2 separate regions of the Homo sapiens genome follow, and region 2 is linked to region 1. The links are chromatin loops, found by intact Hi-C in ENCODE. Cell type or tissue: Caco-2. All regions are shown on one strand. Links, peaks and the distances in the headings refer to the core of each region. The heading gives the core; the rest is flanking DNA. Region 1 overlaps EML4 (EMAP like 4). Region 2 has its middle 29 kb from the start of LINC01913.

Evidence for each region. Peaks named below come from ENCODE experiments on the same cell type or tissue, not always from the same donor. Only the 100,000 strongest peaks of a DNase experiment are listed, where the experiment ranks them.
Region 2: it touches region 1 in a loop (3-fold over the local background); 7 of 110 quality-filtered maps call a loop at or near these places.

The regions. Positions count from the first base shown.
Region 1 is chr2:42,189,888-42,192,806 of GRCh38, forward strand. The region is part of intron 1 of EML4 (EMAP like 4); the gene reads left to right. Among named protein-coding and RNA genes, the nearest start is that of EML4-AS1, 21 kb to the left of the region's middle. In Caco-2, for the core only: no CTCF peak of the experiment used is centred there; a DNase peak (open chromatin) is centred at 1,484.
Region 2 is chr2:41,847,035-41,849,953 of GRCh38, forward strand. No RefSeq gene overlaps it. Among named protein-coding and RNA genes, the nearest start is that of LINC01913, 29 kb to the right of the region's middle. In Caco-2, for the core only: no CTCF peak of the experiment used is centred there; a DNase peak (open chromatin) is centred at 1,262.

The sequences.
Region 1 (2,919 bases), core at 171-2,670:
TGAAGACAGCTAATCCATTTCCTTGGTTACTAACATCATGAGACATATTACGAAGTCAAAATTCCCAATCTGAAATGCAAAGAGGAAAAAAAAAGTCATCAAAATTGGGCTCTTTTTTTTTTTAGGTGATGGTGTTTTACAACCAGAAGAGGTGCTTATAATTTGATTTTAAATTTAGAAATGCAGGGAAGAGGCAAGATTTGTTAAAAGAAAGCAGAAATATTCCTTGAGAAAATTATTTTAAGAATTAAAGATGTTCTTGTCAGGATGATAGAACTTAAGCTTTAGACTATTTGAGTGTGTATGTGTTATCTATATTCTCTTTTGTTGCCAGACTTTCTATTCTTTGCAACCTTAAGTCTCTTCCCTCCCATTCCCTCCTCCTGCTGAGTCCCCCCACAATGTCAGGTCATAGTTAGGAGGTTCTTGCAGGAGTAGTGATGAAAGATAATGGTGACTAGAGTTTGAGTAGTGATGGCAAAAGAAACGGTAGGGTTTGGGATATATTTTGAGGGGCCTATGGATGTGCTTGATGAATGGATGTAAGGGACGAAGAAAACCAATGAATCACAGATAACTCCTAGTTTTTCAGCTTGATCAACTTGGTAGTACTATTTAGTGATGTGGGGAAGACTTAGATGAATTAGATGAGCTATACAGTGAATGATGGGAAATCAGATAGAAGCTATTTTTTTAAGTTTTGTTTTCATAAAAAGTAATATCACATCTCAGACATTGGAAAGGTAGAGACTAGATGAAATTACTTATGATCCTGACTTCCTGACACAATAATTTTAAGTGTTTTGGTGTGTATCTTTATAGTCTTGCATAGGGGTTGGCAACTTTCTGTAAAGGCAGCTTCTTAACTCTGTTGTAGCATGAAAGCAGCCATAAACAATATGTAAACAAATGAGCCTGCTTGTGTTCCAGTGAAGCTTTATTTATGGACACTGAAATTTGAACTTAAGGTAACTTTCACATATTGCAAAAAATTCTTTTACTCATTTTTTTCCCCAAACATTGAAAAATGCAAAAACCATTCTTTGTGTGCAGGCCACACAAAAACAGTTGACAGGCCAGATTTGGCTGTGTAGCCAGTTTGCAGGCCCCTGGTCTTGTGCATTTGTTTTATGGTTATAGTCATATCTTACATTGAATTTTATTACCTACCTTTTCTACTTTATATATGTGCATACTTTTTAAATTGAAAGACAAAGTGATTGCATTCGTTGAATAGTAAGCCCTGATAAACTTAGTTTACAAAGTGCCTTTATGTTCATTATTTTTTTTAATTCTTAGAATAACCATGGGAAGTGTGTGTCATGCTTAATATAAAGTAAAATATGTATTATGTACATAATTGAGGGTAAGTTATACATTATCATTAGAACTCTGTCTCTTCCATTTCTCTCTATATGTTGGCTTTATTCTCTGAAATGATCTTCCCCCAGCAGCAGTGGTCATGGCTACCGGTAGCTCTGGAACAACATCCTCAAAGTTTCCCTCCCTCAACACTAGTTTGAGAAATTCTAAGGCAGGACTTTGGTCCTGTTACATCAAAATTTCATCCCCCTGTTAATCATTATGTGTTGAAAGGGCAGGGTCATGTAGGAAGATAAGAGTTCTCATTTAGAACCAATGTTTAGAAAAATAGGAGGGAGAGTGGATAGTTTCTCAAATGAAGGATAGGGTAGTGCAGACATGGCCACCTGGGGGAATTATGAATTAGCCACCCCAAATTGTGTCTGTTGACATTGTTTAATATTGATTTAAAATTATTTAATTTTATGCTCTTTTCATTTACCTATTTGTATTATGCTCAGTTCTCTTTGCCGTTGCCACTTTATGTTTTATCACCACCTCAAACTGAATTTTAAAAATCCCTAGTTTTGCCGGGCGTGGTGGCTCACGCCTATAATCCCAACACTTTGGGAGGCTGAGGCGGGCGGATCACCTGAGGTCAATAAGAAACCTGGCCGGGCACGGTGGCTCACACCTGTAATCCCAGCTCTTTGGGAGGCTGAGGTAGGTCATTTGAGGTCAGGAGTTTGAGACCAGCCAGGCCAACACGGTGAAACTCCATCCCTACTAAAAATACAAAATTAACCAGGCATGGTGGCACATGCCTGTAATTCCAGCTACTCGGGAGGCTGAGGCAGGAGAAACATTTGAACCTGGGAGGCGAGGTTGCAGTGATCCGAGATCAGGCCATTGCAATAAGAGGGAAACTGTCTCAAAAAAAAAAAAAATCCCTAGTTTTGAATGTAATTTCCCCAAGAGTCTGGGTCTTATACCTCAGTGAAAGTTACTCTTTTCTTTGCTGGTTTTTTTTTGTTGTTTTTTTGTTTTTTTTTTTGGGGGGGGGAGGTGTAGTCTTGCTCCTCTGTTGCCCGTGCTGGAGTACAGTGGCACAATCTTGGTGCTTAACTGCAACCTCTGCCTGCTGGCTTCAAGAGATTCTCCCGCCTCAGCCTCCTGAGTAGGTGGGATTGCAGGCACCCACCACCATGCCTGGGTAATTTTTATATTTTTAGTAAAGGCAGGGTTTCACCACGTTGGCCGGACTGGTCTTAAACTCCTGACCTCAAGTGATCCACCTGCCTCAGCCTCCCAAAGTACTGGGATTACAGGCATCAGCCACCGTGCCCAGCCTACTGTTTTCTTTTTAAAAGACCATATTCTGACCACTCCAGTCCCTCAAATACTAGAGTCCTTTTATGAAAAAAATCTTGGTCATCTCTTGCCTCTTTGATTGCAATATGAAGAGTTAGATGAGAAATAGGTGAGCATCATTTGTAAACCCCAGACATTAAAGCATGAAGGATTTTGCTAGAATAACTGGCTCCCACTAGGATTCAAAAACCCAGAAAAACAGTGATAAATGAAGCAGTTGCTCTTCTCTGAGTCTTCAGAGCAACT
Region 2 (2,919 bases), core at 301-2,800, 340 kb before region 1:
GGAGAAACTCCAGCTGGCCCCTCTCTTAGCAAGTTCTCATTCTCCTTTAAGACCTTTAGAGAAATGTCCTCCAGTGTGGTCAGAAGTAGCTGGACCCTAGTGGTGGCCTCTGCATAGCCACCCTGAGAGTCAACCTGCCAGGACCTCTCTCTGTTCCCCTGCCACAGGGCTGCCTTCCAGTCCCTCAGGGAGTCCTTCTCCTCCTCACCGGGCCAGTTCCATGTCCCTTATGGTGTGGGGAATTGGAGAGGGGGTGGACATAAATAACTTACTTTTATAATAACTAAATATGTTAAAATATGTTATAGGAAAAGAAAAATGTTAAGGATTACCCTCTTTTGGAAATGTTTGTTAGTAGCTAACATTTATTAAATACTATGTTCTGGGCACGGTACTAAATGCCTATTTAAATACTGTCACCATGTTTGAGATCTAAAACAGGCTTAGAGAGGCGAAGTAGCTCTACCTGATGTGACACATCTACTCAATGACAGCAAGGATTTAATTCCAGGTCTACCCAATTCCAAAGCCCGATCCTGTTTTGTTTTGTTGTTTTGTTTTGTTTTGTTTGAGACAGGGTCTCACTCTGTCACCTAGGCTGGAGTGCAGTGTCACGATCATGGCTCACTGCAGCATCAAAGTCCTGAGGAATTCTCTGACCTCAGCCTCCCAAGTAGCTGGGACTACAGGCATGAGCCACCACACCCAGCTAATTTTTGTATTTGTTGTAGAGATGGTGTTTCACCATGTTGCCCAGGCTGGTCTTGAACTCCTGAGCTCAAGCAATCTGCCTGCCTTGGCCTCCCAAAGTGCTGAGATTACAGGCATGAGCCACTGTACCCGGCTAAGCCACTGCACCCGGCACCTGATCGTTTAATGCTTAGGCAGCACTGCAGTTTGAAAATGCTGCCAATGTTCTAATGCCACTAGAACACACATTCTCAGCAAGGGCGATATTGCCCTCAAGAGAGCAAAAGCTAGTTCTTGGTGGCCAATTGAAAAAAAAAAAAAAGTATTTACTCCTTCTAGGTATAAAGGACAGATATACATATAGTGCCCAATGGATTTGCAGTTTACTCGTAGTATCAAATTTCCATGAGAGGAGGGGGCAATTAGGGAAAAAAATCTAAAAAGGCTCCTTACAGGGACAATCATCAATAATGAAAACAAGGTTGAGCAACAGTGTGTTAGGACATTTTGGCAAAGAGCATGTTTACTGAAAGCAAGCAGTGTCTTACACAACTCCCAGGGTTTTCTCAGGGCACAGAAGACAGCGTCAACACCTGAGCTTTGTTCACTGAAAGCTTTTAGTCATTATGCCATGTGATGCTCCCAAGAACCCCCTCATGAAATCGCTAAGGAAGATATTTACTCTCCACTTTTAACAGATGAGGAAATTGAACTTTAGAGACGGTAACCACTACCTAGATTTAGTACCAAATAAAACTACCCTTTAAGAATAAAAAGTGATATAAAGAAATTTGTAAACAAAGCAAAATAGTTTGTTATAAACAGATCTTCAGTAAGAGAACTCAAAAGTCTGAGATGTACGAAAGAATGAAAGAAAGAAAGCAAAGTGGTTAACATGTGAACAAATCTATATGAATGTTGGTATATAAAACAATAGTTGTAATGTCTACTGTAGGGGCTTCCAGACATAAGACACAACTAAAACACTGGGCAATAATGGCATATAAGTCAGTGGGGAGTGGTTAGAGTTTAAGCATACTTAGGTCGTTGAATTGGTCAGGAGAAGGGTAAAGATATTAACTTGAGAAATTAAGCTAAATATACATGTTAAATTTCCAGGTTAAAAAAAATAGAAGACATCGAGAATTAACTGCCACATCAGAAGAATGAAAAGTGGAAGGAGGCTGGGTGCGGTGGCTCATACCTGCAATCCCAGCACTTTGGGAGGCTGAGGTGGGTGGATCACCTGAGGTCAGGGGTTCAAAACCAGCCTGGCCAACATGGTGAAACCCCATGTCTACTAAAAATATAAAAATTAGCTGGGAATGGTGGCTCACGCCTATAATCCCAGCTACTCAGGAGGCTGAGGCAGGAGAATCGCTTGAAACGGGGAGGCAAAAGTTGCAGTGAGCTGAGATAGCACCACTGCACTCCAGCCTGGGTGACAGAGTGAGACTGTCTCAAAAATAAAATAAAGTATAAATATAAATGGAAGGAGCAAATCCTATACTTCTCATGACAAATGTTACGAATCATTGAAAAACTATCAAATTGAGTCTTTAAATTCACTTAAAATCATCCTTCAATATAGTTGAATGTTGCTTAAAATCAATTGCATGGGTGTAAAATTTTTTATACTAAAAATAAGAAAATATTTTTCTTTATGGCTTAAAAATTGCCTATAGCTTACATAGTGTTTCCTCAGGGGTGGTCCATAACTCCAGCCTCCTGAGATGCTACACTCCAAGGGAAAGCATCCGTGATCCAGCCATCTGAGGGATGCTGCACAACACAGCCTCACCTGTAGACTCACAAAGCTGTATGGCCCTAAGACTTATACTTAGTAAAGAAACCTGCCTGCCTTGATTAACCCTAGTGTTTTCCAACCATTTTTTCCCCAATGAGGGTACTTCTCATTGTTTTCCTTCATTCATTGGTTACCCACCATCTTCTTCCTCTCCAGTCTAGCTTTGGAAGGTTGAAAGTAGTTGAGACTGAAGAGATATTTCTGAGATAGTCTCCTGGCTCCCTGGGATAAAGTGCATGGATTAAAGTACACCAGAATAGTCACTTTCTTTCCCTATGTGGGCCTCAGTTTCCCCAGTGGTCCAAGGAAGGAGTAGATGGCATGGCTTCTGAACCCCTTCTAATCTCTAATTATACATCTGTAAAATGAAGGGATGGAAGATGATGCCTGACTTTTCTTCCAGCTCCTACATTCTTTGATCT